3 separate regions of the Homo sapiens genome follow, and regions 1 and 3 are each linked to region 2. A link is a contact called in ENCODE Hi-C or POLR2A ChIA-PET data. All regions are on one chromosome and are shown on one strand. Each heading gives the region's core, a stretch centred on a gene start or an enhancer-like site at or near the end of the contact. The rest is flanking DNA. Distances are from core to core; before and after follow the strand shown.

The links. Hi-C counts contacts between places; a loop is a spot of excess contacts on that map. ChIA-PET counts read pairs that join two places held with the same protein, here RNA polymerase II (POLR2A). Pooled maps may share reads with other maps.
Region 1: a loop to region 2 is called in a pooled map, with 20 times the contacts of the local background. The contact joins the promoter of NR1D1 here to the promoter of LASP1 in region 2. A Hi-C loop is called at or near these places in 7 of 50 pooled maps. POLR2A ChIA-PET finds 5 or more read pairs at or near these places in 3 of 52 experiments (GM12878, HCT116 and activated T-cell).
Region 3: a loop to region 2 is called in a pooled map, with 6 times the contacts of the local background. The contact joins the enhancer-like site here to the promoter of LASP1 in region 2. A Hi-C loop is called at or near these places in 3 of 50 pooled maps. POLR2A ChIA-PET finds 5 or more read pairs at or near these places in 4 of 52 experiments (MCF 10A, PC-3, activated CD4-positive, alpha-beta T cell and 1 more).

The regions. Positions count from the first base shown.
Region 1 is chr17:40,098,736-40,103,211 of GRCh38, reverse strand. NR1D1 (nuclear receptor subfamily 1 group D member 1) reads left to right here and starts at 2,623. Exons shown (of 8, transcript NM_021724.5): 1 at 2,623-3,148. The coding sequence starts at 3,118. RefSeq lists enhancers at 2,258-2,377, 2,858-2,927, 2,393-3,376, 3,377-4,361, 3,280-4,476 and 1 more and silencers at 3,709-3,798, 3,809-4,158.
Region 2 is chr17:38,868,701-38,872,784 of GRCh38, reverse strand. It overlaps LASP1 (LIM and SH3 protein 1), which reads right to left and starts at 2,727. Exons shown (of 7, transcript NM_006148.4): 1 at 2,527-2,727. The coding sequence starts at 2,595. It overlaps TRC-GCA4-1 (tRNA-Cys (anticodon GCA) 4-1), which reads left to right and starts at 3,422; the gene lies at 3,422-3,493. RefSeq lists enhancers at 864-1,465, 2,478-2,627, 3,873-4,084 and silencers at 2,068-2,167, 2,688-2,997.
Region 3 is chr17:39,950,309-39,954,857 of GRCh38, reverse strand. No RefSeq gene overlaps it. Among named protein-coding and RNA genes, the nearest start is that of GSDMA, 10 kb to the left of the region's middle. RefSeq lists silencers at 1,472-1,521, 1,562-2,081. Within about 2 kb of position 2,022, at least 16 of the 41 ENCODE cell types and tissues checked have a DNase peak (open chromatin) inside an H3K27ac peak, as active enhancers do.

The sequences.
Region 1 (4,476 bases), core at 1,374-3,873, 1.2 Mb before region 2:
TCCAGAGCCCAGAGGGTGGAGGGAGAGGGGGTGGAGGCTGAGAACCAAGTTTTCCTGAAAAGCCTCTTTCCTTGTTTGTTTTAGCCCCTCCCAGTTGCTCCCACACTCTGCTGCAGCTTCCCAACTCTGGGCCAAAGGGCCAGAGAAGAGCCCACTGCCCTCTCTCTCCCACTTTTCTTGGGAGCAGGAGAACAAAGCTAAAGCCTAGCCCATTCCAGGAAGCTCATCTTCTACAAGGAGTCAGAGGGTGAGTGGTCAAGCTCCTGCAGTCAACCTCACTGTCCTCACTACCCAGTTTACTCCTGTGCTCATATTATTATTCTTTTTTTTTTTTTCTTTTTTTGAGATGGAGTTTCGGTCTTGTTGCCCATGCTGGAGTGCACTGGCGCGATCTCAGGTCACTGCAACCTCTGCCTCCCGGGTTCAAGCAATTCTCCTGCCTCAGCCTCCCGAGTAGAGTAGCTGGGACTACAGGCGTGCGCCACCACGCCCAGCTAATTTTTGTATTTTTAGTAGAGACGAGGTTTCTCCATGTTGGCCAGGCTGGTCTCAAACTCCTGACCTCGGGTGATCCACCTGCCTCGGCCTCCCCAAGTGCTGGGATTACAGGTGTGAGCCACCACCACACTTGGCCTTTTTTTTTTTTCTTTGAGATGGACTCTCACCCTGTTGCCCAGGCTGTTGTGCAGTGGCATGATCTCGGCTCACTGCAATCTCCATCTCCTGGGTTCAAGCAATTCTCCTGCCTCAGCCTCCCGAGTGGCTGGGACTACAGGCGTGCGCCACCACGCCCAGCTAATTTTTGTATTTTTAGTAGAGATGGGGTTTCACCATGTTGGCCAGGCTGGTCTCGAACTCCTGACCTCAGGTGATCTGCCCACTTCAGCCTCCCAAAATGCTGGGATTACAGGTGTCAGCCACCACCCCCGGACTCCCATATTCTTTTTCTCTACCTTTTCGGTGGCTTTCATGTTTCCCAGGCATCCATCAATACCATCCCAGGAGCTGCCTGTGGAGAAGGGCTTCCTATGTGAAGAAAACCCTCTCTAGAAGCACTGGGACTGGGGAGGAATTAGCGGGAGCAGCAGGTGGCTCAGGCTCCCTCTCCCTTCGCTGCCTAAGAAGCTTCCATCCCCTCCATGACCCAAGCCCTCTAACATGATAGATCTCCTCTACTTGAGATCTGTTATTACTCATGGGACAGTTGCTGCTCTGAAGCGAAATACTGGCTGTTTTTTGTTTGTTTGTTTTGGAGACAGAGTCTCACTCTATCCCCCAGGCCGGAGTGCAATGGCGATCTCGGCTCACTGCAACCTCCACCTCCCGGGTTCTAGCGATTCTCCTGCCTCAGCCTCCTGACTAGCTGGGATTACAGGCACCCACCACCACATCCGGCTAATTTTTGTATTTTTAGTAGAGACGTGGTTTCACCGTGTTGGTCAGGCTGGTCTCAAACTCCTGACCTCAGGTGATCAACCCACCTCAGCCTCACAAAGTGCTGGGATTACAGGCATGAGCCAAAGCACCCGGCAATGCTGGCTGTTTCTAACCCCTGTTCAGTATTTCACTTGTACATCTACCCACCTTCCCATTCGGGGTGGGCAGATGAAACTAGCAATGGACGTCTGACCTTGGGTCGGTCACTTCTCCTAAGCTTCCTGTTCCCCACTAGTAAAAAGAGGGAGGCTTAAGATGATCTACATGTTCCCCTCTGAGTAGTAATCTTCTGTGGAATTCATATTTTATCCTCCAGCACCGAGGGGCAGGGGTGTCACTCTGCCCCCACCCCCTGCCTCACCTCTTCCCCATTACTTTAGGACCTCAAAGCACTTTCACTATTAGTTCCCCTCTGTTGTCCTTTTTATTTCCCAGACAAAGGGAAATGACTCACCCCAAAGTCAACTGGAGTGGGTGGAATGGTGTCATACAAGCAAACAGGGAGTCCCTACAGACATCCCTACCTCTGTGGGAACTCCTTCCCCTGGAGGTGTTCTCCCTAAGGCGAGTAGAAGGGAAAGGGGGTCACATTTCCTTTCCTTCTCTGGACTTTGCCCTGAAGCAGAGGGCAGCCTAAGCTCCTGACTCCAGGGAAATCTCCCTCCCCGGCTTCTCTCTCTCCCGGTCACCAGTAACCTCAGGACGAGGTCAGTCCTGCAATCACGTGAAGCCCTCACGTTTGCAAGGTTTGCAGAAAGGGCCTCTTAGCTTTGATCTCCCAGACAGCAAACAAGCTTGCCAGTCCCTCCCCAGAAATTCACATGCCCCTGCCATACAGGCTTTCTAAACACGCCACCCTGACTCTTCAGCGCACCCCACCCCACCCCACTCTCAGCTCCTCCCAGGTCCCGGCAAGCGCTTTGCCAGGCAGAAAGGGGAAAGGCACGCAGTCCGCCCACTTTGTCGGTGGACTACAAATCCCGACAGTCTTGTCGTTGCGCAGGCGCGCAAGAGCTCAACGTGCCGGCTGTTGGAAAAGTGTGTCACTGGGGCACGAGGCGCTCCCTGGGATCACATGGTACCTGCTCCAGTGCCGCGTGCGGCCCGGGAACCCTGGGCTGCTGGCGCCTGCGCAGAGCCCTCTGTCCCAGGGAAAGGCTCGGGCAAAAGGCGGCTGAGATTGGCAGAGTGAAATATTACTGCCGAGGGAACGTAGCAGGGCACACGTCTCGCCTCTTTGCGACTCGGTGCCCCGTTTCTCCCCATCACCTACTTACTTCCTGGTTGCAACCTCTCTTCCTCTGGGACTTTTGCACCGGGAGCTCCAGATTCGCCACCCCGCAGCGCTGCGGAGCCGGCAGGCAGAGGCACCCCGTACACTGCAGAGACCCGACCCTCCTTGCTACCTTCTAGCCAGAACTACTGCAGGCTGATTCCCCCTACACACTCTCTCTGCTCTTCCCATGCAAAGCAGAACTCCGTTGCCTCAACGTCCAACCCTTCTGCAGGGCTGCAGTCCGGCCACCCCAAGACCTTGCTGCAGGGTGCTTCGGATCCTGATCGTGAGTCGCGGGGTCCACTCCCCGCCCTTAGCCAGTGCCCAGGGGGCAACAGCGGCGATCGCAACCTCTAGTTTGAGTCAAGGTCCAGTTTGAATGACCGCTCTCAGCTGGTGAAGACATGACGACCCTGGACTCCAACAACAACACAGGTACTGAGATTTCTTTACTATCATCTTTTCCCTGTCACTGTCTCCCCACCTCCATCTACGCCTTATAAAAAGAGGAACTTTGTAAGGGACTGGGGTGTCCCTCGGCCCGGAGATTTGCTAACGTGCTGCGGTGCTTTAGTGTGGGATTTCCAGAGCGGCTTGTTCGGGCTGGAAATGCTCTCAGAAACGCCCCATCACCACCCCTCAGAGTCCCAAAGCTCCCTTGAGCCTCGAATCCCTGGGCAGGAGGAAATGGAGAGGAGGTACGGGTGGTGAAGCGAAGAATTTAGGGGGACTGGGAGCTTTGGAACAGTGCCCCGAAACGGCCCCATCTGTCCACTACCTGCAGCTGTAGTATGCCTGGCCTCAGAAAACGGACCCCCTCCCCTCTTGTCTTCCCCCTCCTCTAGTTCCTGCAGGCGCGAGGGAATCTGAGAAGAGTGGCGCGATGGGGTTCAGGGAAGGAGGGGCTGGGAGAATCGTTCGGATCTCACTGGGGAATCCTCAGTGACAGGAGGGAGCGACACTTGAGGAGTCCAGAGCGTGGTGCCCGGCCCGAGGGAGGGCACCTACAGGGCTCCGGCCGCCGGGAGGGCTCACATGGCTCTAGAGCCGGGCCCACGTGCTGCGTTTGTTTTCATTCAGCAGAAGCCGTGGCTGCCACCCCATTGGTCGTTGCCTCCCGGCCTCGTTACATAATGAGCTCCGCCCCCCCGGTCGCCCCGGCAACGCGTGTTCCCTTCTCTCCTCCCCTAGGTTGTCCTGGCCCTGCTATCGTTCGGGGTCCAGCCCACGACCTGGTGGCCGGGGAAGGGCGGGTAGGAGGCGGGGCGACTGCTCTCGATTGACGGGAAGCGAGGAGGGCGGGGCCTCGAGTTCCGGGGTTCCTCGTTGGGGAGCCACGTGCGAGAGGCACACGTGGAGCAGGGACGTGAGGCCGGCTGAGGGCCCAGCTCCCGCCCTGCCCCGCCCCGCCGAGATCTGGGTGAAGCTGGGCTGACTCACCGCCCCCGCCTGCCTCCTTTTCCGGTCCGCCTGCCCGGCCCCCTCCCCCATCACCAAAACAAAGTAACATGGAGCCATTCCTGACCTTTCATGGCCTTCTGTTTTACACTCCCTAAAGAGACCTCACCCCTAACCACCCTTCTCACTCCTTTCCACTTCACTCTTATTTGCACCTACTTCACCGTACTGCATTTAGACTCAGCTTCCCCACATTACAAATTCCTGTTCCCCAAGCTTCTCTCTCCTTAGTTCTGCGAGCATTGTCTTACCCCCATCTCCACCAGACAAGCTGCAGTTTGCCTACTAAGGGCTCCCCAAAGCAA
Region 2 (4,084 bases), core at 1,478-3,977:
ACACACCCTGTGCTTTGGGCCACGTAGTGGGCTGAGTACCATGGGGGATTGTAGAGAAACGGGTGAGTCTAATTTGACTCTTTTGCTGTAAATGGGAGGCCTTGGGAAGTTGGTTAGCAACTATGGGACTGAAGCTGCCTATGGGACTGAAGGTTTCCCCTCCTCCCTGGTCACAGCCCAGCATCCTCCAGGCACTGGCTCCCCATTCCTGGTCCTATCCTTACTGCCTGGAGCAGGTGGAGAGGAATAGGTCTGATACCTGGATATTTCAGGTCTCCTGCTCAGTACAGGGGGCGAGGTCTCTCCAGGGCCACTTCCTATAGGGAGAGTTCTAAAAAGAGGAAGGAATCACCAACTCCCACTTCCCTGGGCAACCCCCACTTGAACGTCCTCTTCCAGCTAGGGTAAGAGAACTGGGGAGGGCACCCTGCCCATCCCTGCTCCCCTCCCCTCGGGTACACGGCACTGAAGGTCTTTCCAAGGGGAGTGGTGTGGAGCTGAACAGAGCATCCCAGAGAGGTAGGGAGGGCATAGTCTATACAGCACCCTCTTTAGCACTCAGGGACTTTAGTGCACTGCCCCACCTTTAAGGAAATGACATCATCATACCCATCTGACAGATGGTGAATACTGAGGCCTAGAGACATTCATAAAACTGGTGGGAGCAGACCTGGAACAAGGACCCAGTTTCCCAACTCCTGGAGTGGCAATCCTGCCTTCATGTTTTGCTTTTTCCTTATACGGGTCAAGTGCCCACTGCCTCTTCCCAATTCATGACTGTGGAGAAGAAGGGGACCACAGGGAACTCAAGATGCAGAGGCCAAAATCTCTGCCACGAGGGGCGGGCGAAACCCCAGTGTGCAAGGACAGGTACATTCTCAAGGGGAGACTTCATTATCTGATAGCTCTAAGCTCAAGTCCTGCCCAACAGCGGCTGGCATGGTCATGGGGAGATCAACAACTTTCCTCGTGCCCACAATATACCCCCTCCTCTCCTCCTGCCCAGTCAAGCCCAGGACCAGGAGGAACAGTGACACAGCAGCGGCCCCATATGCCCACACTCCCCAAGAGCAAGTTCAAATATCTTTCAGAACCTCCAACCCCACCTCCTCACGCTGACTCAGAGGCCAAAGGTCACTGAGGAAGCTCACACACCAAGGGGGAGGGGAGAGATAAGGTGTCCAATAAACTATCCTCTCCTGAACAAAACCTGGCTCCAGGTCAGTAATGAACTTGGCCCCAGGGCTCTATACCCCTCTTTCATCTAGTGTTCCCACCCTTGCACCTCTCTTCCATCCAGTCCTCCCAGCCCTCCCAGTTCAGATGGAAAGGACAGAATACTTGGACTTGGAGCCAGCTTTGGGTGGTGGATGAAAGACGCGGTGAGGAAGGGCACAAAATCACAGAGGCCTCCCCTCCAGACTGGGGAGGGGATGCAGAGGGGCAGGTTTTACCTTAGGATCTTACGGAGCTTACAAGAGAACAGGATCCTACCCTAAACTGTACGGGAAACACCCAGTTCTACTCTCCAACCCCCCTCCAAAAGTCTAATGGCAACCAGATGAACAAGTCCAGCATTGGGGAGACAGGGCCCCCAGGGGACACTGAATCTCCACAAGGCCACCCTCCCCTCCCCCCAATACCTCCCCCTTTCCTCGGCTTCCCCAGAACTCAGCCAACCCCACCCTCCATTGGAGAAACCTGCTTTGAAAAGTTAGCTCTTTGTTCTTCCACACGGTCTCCTGGCTCTGAGCACAATTTCAGGAGATCTCAGCTAAGCACCCTCCACCCACCCTACTCTGCCACCCAACCCCACCCGGCTCAGGCTGGACGGCCCAGCACCGGGAGTTGGCTTTTAATTGGAGGTGGGGGTTGGGAAGCTGTGGAGGAGGTCTGCGAGTCCTTTAACGACTGAATCCAAGGGGGTGCAGGTCGTTCAAAAACGGGGCTCTTGCGGCAGAGCCCGGGTCCTTACCCAAAACCCCCCGCATCAGATGCCACACACTCGCAGGCTGATAGCCCCCGCCCCGCCAGGCCAGGAAGCCAGGCCACCCCCGCCGGAGCGGACGGTTTTGCAGGGCCCCCCAGCCTCTGCCCCGCCCCCCCGCCCCCTCCACCAGCGCCCCGCGCTTCCGCCTACTTGGCGCTCGGCGCAGAGCGGAGAGGGAGCGGCCGTCTCTTCTCACTCTCCAGGCCGTAGGGGGCGGGACTGCACCCCTAACCTTCCCCCAACACACCCCGGCGCCTGACTTCCCTGCTCCTCTCCCGTCCTCCCAACCCCGGGACACAGAGCCCACCCCTCTCCAGCAGCGGCTGCCCGCTACGCGTGGACTTCCCGCCTCGCCCCAGATCTCCTGGTTTTCAGACTGGGATGTGTCCCCACACCCCATGACACCGCCCGCTCGCCCTCCCTCCATTCTCCTGGGATCGCGGGGATAAGGCGGCAAAGACCCGGCCCTTCTCTCCTCCCTGGATTCGGAGCACTGCGGGGGATTGCAAAGACGCGTCTCCCGGTCCCGGGCTCACCTTATCCAGACAGTTCACCTTCTCCGTGGGATACACGATCTTGCCGCACCGGGCGCAGTTGGGGTTCATGGTTCCGAGAAAAGCTGGGGCGGGGACGCCTGAGCTCACGCGCGTCCTGTTCCCCGAGGCGAGCTGGCGGGAGGCGGCCGCGGCTGCAACTACACAGGCAGCAGCGACGGCGGCTGGAGCTGGGGAACTGGCCTCCGCCTCCGCCCTCCTTCCCCTAATAAACACAGCGGGGAGGAGGGGCTGCACTGGGGCGGGCACGCGCCTCGGGCGCGGGCAAGGGCACGCGCAGCGAGGCGCGCTCTCCGGGCGACGTGGGGCTGCGCGGGGGCGGGTTCCTGGGGGGACGGCGGGGCCCGCGGTGCTGGCGCCTCAGCGCTCTCAGGCTGACTGCGCCCGGTGCCCAGGGCCCTTCCCCAGCCGGAGGCGGCGCAGAGGCGAGCAGGCTGCACATCTGGGGCGCCCGGGCTGCGGGAGGCGGGCTAACCCCTCAAGCCCGTCGAGGGTGGGGTTGGATCCTCCTGAACGCTGGAACTGATTCACCGCATTCGGGGACTTTCTACCCGGCATGAATCTGCGGACCGAACGGGGACCCCCTACCCTGCCCCTCTTAGCTCTCTTCCGGCCCACACCCTTTCCCACATTTGTGGGGCGGAACCCGTCCCTCCCTCTTGGACCCTGCGCGCTGCCGGGCCCGGGCTAGTGCTTCCCTCTCGAGCCCCTGCAGTGCACCTTCCCGGGGTTCCCCGGATGCGGGCACCGTCTGCGTTCAGCTTGACCCCTTTTTCTCCAGCATTCCTTTCTCCTTCTGTTACACCACTACTCACAGTGTAGCAGCTGCAACAATGCTTAGCACCCAAGGAGCCGCCTCCAGGCGCTGTAGAGGCGCGGGGGTATAGCTCAGTGGTAGAGCATTTGACTGCAGATCAAGAGGTCCCTGGTTCAAATCCGGGTGCCCCCTCAATGGCTTGGTTTTTCCTTCCCCTTGTTAACCATCTGTTTTTCATTCTTGACTCACATTTTAACATTGGGTCCTGACTAAAAAAAAAAAAAAAAAGAAAAGAAAAAGTATCTTCCTCATTTTTCAACCTTAGCAGAAATCTTTCGGTTTTACTTTGTGCTCAGCGGGAGGAGGGGGTGGGTATAAAAGCTGCGCGACCGCATTACTCGCGCCAGAGGTGTAGGGATTTCTGCGGCCACGGGCGCCAGCCTCAGATGGGTCAGACAGTTCGAGGTGCCGGGTTTGAGGGACAGGATGTTTCCAATGGGGGTAGGGAGACAGGGGAACGCCTCAACTTGGCGTTCCTTTTGGGGGTGGAGGGTGGGTCAGGCGAGGGAAACCCATAGACACAGCCCTTCTCCAACTTCAACTTTCTGTATTAATGGTGACATGGACGTGCTGTGTTCATCCTTGACTATTAATGTACAAAAGTAAAGTTATAACCCAGTGCAAACTGAGATAAACGAACACAGTGTTTCTCAAATTTGAACGTGCATCAGAATTACCTGCAGGGCTTGTTAAAACACTGCTAGTTTCTGATTCTGTAAGGGG
Region 3 (4,549 bases), core at 773-3,272, 1.1 Mb before region 2:
GGAGTTTGAGACCAACCTGGCCGTGATGGGGAAATCCCATCTACTAAAAATACACAAATTAGCTGGGTGTGGTGGTACATGCCTGTAATCCCAGCTACTCGGGAGGCTGAGGCAGGAGAATTGCTTGAACCTGGGAGGCAGAGGTTGCAGTGAGCTGAGATCCCACTGCTGTACTCCAGCCTGGGCAACAGAGAGAGACTCCGTCTCCAAAAAAAAAAAAAAAAAAAAAAAGTGGCTCTGGGAACTGGGGTTAGCTCCCATGTGTGTCCGTGGAGGGGAAGTGGGCGGCAGATTCATTTTTTCTCCTCCAGGAGAGGATGAGAGGAGATTCCTGGAATGGTATGTTCCCTTTTCCCCTTTTGGGAAAAATGAGCTGGCGTAGGGATGGTAGGTGGGCTTGCCCCTCTTGCCTTTTCCTTGGAGGAAGGGACAATAGGGTCTGCACCCTGCCCACTCTGCTTGTAGCTTGGTATCAGGGCTGGCTTCATGGGCATGCAACCTGTGCAGTTGCACACAGCCCCATGCTTCGTTTAATGCTCTGCTGCTACTGTCTTGAATATAATTTTTTTTTTTTTTGAGTTTTGCTCTTGTTGCCCAGGCTGGAGTGCAATGGCGAGGTCTCAGCTCACTGCAAACTCCGCCTCCCATGTTCGAGCGATTCTCCTGCCTCAGCCTCCCAAGTAGCTGGGATTATAGGCATGTGCCACAACACCTGGCTAAATTTGTATCTTTAGTAGAGACGGGGGTTTCACCATGTTGGCCAGGCTGGTCTCGAACCCCTGACCTCAGGTGATTGGCCCCCACCTTGGCCTCCCAAAGTGCTGGGATTACAGGCGTGAGCCACCACGTCTGGCCAAATATAATTCTTAATAACTTTTGTAGCAAGGAGTCCTGCATTTTCATTTTGCACTGGGACCCTTAACTTTTGTGGTAGGTCTTGCTTGGTACCATTGGGCCTAACCTAGTAGGCCTGGTACATCAGGGATGGCCCTCACCCTCATCCCTGACCCTCACCACACAGAGCACCCAGCAGGTACAGAATGTTCCTCCAACATGGAGCTGAGGTTGCTGGAAGTCTCCTGCAGTCCCGCAGCCATTCAAAGACCCCGTTCCTACCCCCAGTCCTCCCTCTCAGAACTGGCTCCTGTAGATCCAGAACTCGATCAACCTGGCAGAGAGATGGGAAGTGATGATCCCCCTGAAATTTGAGAGACAGGGAGCTTCCTGAAGGGAGGGGGACGCAGGTCTTCACGCTCAGAATGGCCATTCCATCAGGGCCAGGCCCCAGTCTCTCTTGCGGCCGGAAGAAGCCTACTCAGGTGGGCTGAGATCTCCCAGGAGGAGGCCGATCACGCCCCATCCAGCCCATCTCTGGCCCTACCACCTTGTATCCCCGCCCTCAGCCATCTTAAGCCTAGCCTATCATCCCCCACCATCCACCCTCCTACTCGCTAGCCGGGCTTGGGCTTCCGGCGCATGTCTGGTCCTCAGCACTTGAGCCTTGTCCCCGATCCCGCCCCGCCCCTGGGCAATCCGCTCTGCCCCCTGCTACCTTAAGCCCAGCCTCTCGTCCCTTGTAGTCCGGCCGTCCACCCAGCCCCGCCCCCCGGACGCCATCACCATCTCTGCCCCGCAGCCCGCAATTCCGCCCACCCCGCCCCAGCCCCGCCTCTACCCCAGCCCCGCCTCCACCCAGCCCCGCCCTCACCGCACCAGCCCAGCCTCCGCACCAGCCCCGCCCTTACTGCCCAAACTCCGTCTCGGCCCCAGCCCCACCCACACCTCCCCCGCACCGCCTCCGCACCAGCCCCGCCCTCACCACCCCAGCCCCGCCTTCACTCCGCCAGCCCCGCCTCTGCCCCAGCCCCGCCCTCACCGCCCCAACCCCGCCTCCGCACCAGCCTCGCCCCAGCCCCAGCCACCTCCTCAAAGCCCCAGCCCCGCCCTCAGCGCCCAAACCCCGCCTCTGCCCCAGTCCCGCCCTCACTGCTTAAGCCTACCACACCAGCCACGCCTCCCCAGCCACGCCCACACCACCCCAGCCCCGCCTCCACCCCAGCCGGTCATTCTCTCCGCAGGCGATCTGCCGCCCGGGTCAGGCCTTTCCGCACCGCAGCTGGTCCTTCACCTCCACCTGCAGCGCCCGAAACCCCCTGTGCTCCTGTGGGGCCATCTTGGGCCCGGACTGAACTGTGGGTTCAGGACAGTGGTGACTGGGACCCTACCCCTCTCCACCCTCTTCGACCTCACTTTACTCAGCGAGTCCCTCACTCCCAGGCACAGAGGTTTCTTTCTGGGGTATGGCGCCCTGCTCCCCCGTGCAGACTCTCCTCACCAGGAAAAGATGGTCACAGCAGGGTCTTGTGGTGAGGGGGCGTTGGGGGCTCAACGCCTTACAACGTTTTCCGATGGGCATTGAGGATCCTGTTTAGGGGAAAGGGACACACCCTGTCACCATGGATGACTGTCAGATGGAGAGCGAAATCACGAGGACGGAAAGCCCAAACGGAAGAGGTGTCCTGCGCCAAGGTGCCGCCCTGAGTGGGCCTAACCTCAGCCTACCTGGAACAGCGTGGTGGAGGCTTGCGGGGAGGATGCACCGAAAAGGCCCAAGAAACCCGTGGCTGCCATCACAGTCAGCACTACGTCCCGCCAATGTCCAGGGGACCCCTCTGCATCCCACCCACCATCACCCCAAAGTCTTTCCCTTGCGAAGGGGCTCTGGGCTTCAGCTGCTGACTTGACAGATTTCTTTCCTTTGCTTAGGAAAGGGGTCTCTGTGTCCCTCTCACCTTCTAAGGTTTTGTCCACCTTTGGGTTGGGGATGGGGAGAAGAGCCCTCTGCTTCTCTGACCTTCTGAGGGCATTTTCAGCTTCTTGTTCTTGGATGGGGGATGTCTGTGAAGGTCAGAAATGGGGCACTGTGGCCAGGTGTGGTGGCTCACGCCTGTAATCCCAACACTTTGGGAGGCTGAGGCAGGTGGATCACATGAGAACAGGAGTTTGAGACCAGCCTGGCCAACATGGTGAAACTGTCTCTCCCTATCTCTCCTATTTCATTCCACTGGAAGGGGAGTGTGTGTGTGTCCCAGAGGGACAGGGCCCCGTGGATTCTCTCCCATCTCTACTAAAAACACAAAATTAGCTAGGTGTGGTGGTGTGCGCCTGTAGTCCCAGCTACTCAGGAGGCTGAGGCAGGAGAATTGCTTGAACCCAGGAGGCGGAGATTGCAGTGAGCCAAGATCGCACCATTGCACTCCAGTCTGGGCAACAAGGGCGAGACTCTGTCTCAAAAAAAAGAAGAAATGGGGCACTGGGCACTGGCTGTCTCTGACTTCTCTGTCCCTTCCCACCCCCACCCGCCCCTGCACCCAATATATATAGTGTTGCCTCCAGGAGGGGACACGTAGGTGCAGGCATTAGGGAGCCACACAGCAGGGGATGTGGAATAGGGATTGGGAGGGACCCAGGAGGGGGTGGAGTCGCCAGCTGGTTTGGGGGGCAGAGCCCAAACAGAAATGGAAGACTCCAAACTTCCAGACTTCAGCTCAGCTCTGAGGGCTTGGCTCAGAGTAGGAACCGTCCCTTGGGAGGCCGCCTCCCCTCCCCTTCCCTCCCTCACACTGTACTCTGTGACTCCAGCTCTCCTCCCCAGTGACCCACTGCTTGGGGAGAAAGGCCATGATGATGCTCCCGTGTGGAAACAGAGAGCCCTGGGAAATGCAGCTGTCCACAGGGCAGGGAGGGGAGGGGAGGGGAGGAGATGGGAGAGAATGAAAGAAGGGAACCCTGGCAGATGGTGGGAGAACCCTGGCTGCAGTGGAGCTGCCTGGCGAAAGAGCCAGCTGGGAATCTCAAAACCTGGGCTTTGCTCACAGATTGACCTTGGGTCAGTCCCTGGACTTTTCCAAAGTCCAGTTTCCTAAACTGTACGAAATGGTGATTGCAATAGCAATTTTGCCTTCCTCAGGGGATTCCTGTGAGATGATAGATGAAAAAGTCCTTAGAAAAGATAAAAGTGTGAAGGGAAATGGCATAGAATGCAGAGGAGAGTAGGGGCTGCGTGGGGGAAGGAGAGGGGCAAGTGTGCATGGAAGGGATGGGGCAGAGAAGGCATCTCAGAGATTCCCAACCTTGAGCCCCACAGCAGTGAGGTCGGGGATGGAACTGCCCCTCTGGCCTTACCCCCCTTCTTCAGCATCTCCATGGTCTTGGTCACCACGTATAGATTCTCCCCATCCTCCGGAAGCTTCTGGAGGAAGGACTGCTCTGCCTACTTCAGCTTTGTGGAAGGGGTGGGGCTAGACTCAGAGGCTGTCAGAGGTTGCGAGTGGGTAGACCCTCTGCCCATTTCAGCTGCACCCTGGGCTCATGGTTGTCTCTCCCTATCTCTCCCTTATTTCATTCCCCTGGAAGGGGAGTATGTGTATGTCCCAGAGGGACAGGGCCCTGTGGATTCTAGTCCTGGTTCTTTCCTTCCCTCCCTATGTGACCTTGGATAACTCGCTGCCTCTCTTTGGGCCCTTTTGTAAAATAGAGATCCCTGCCA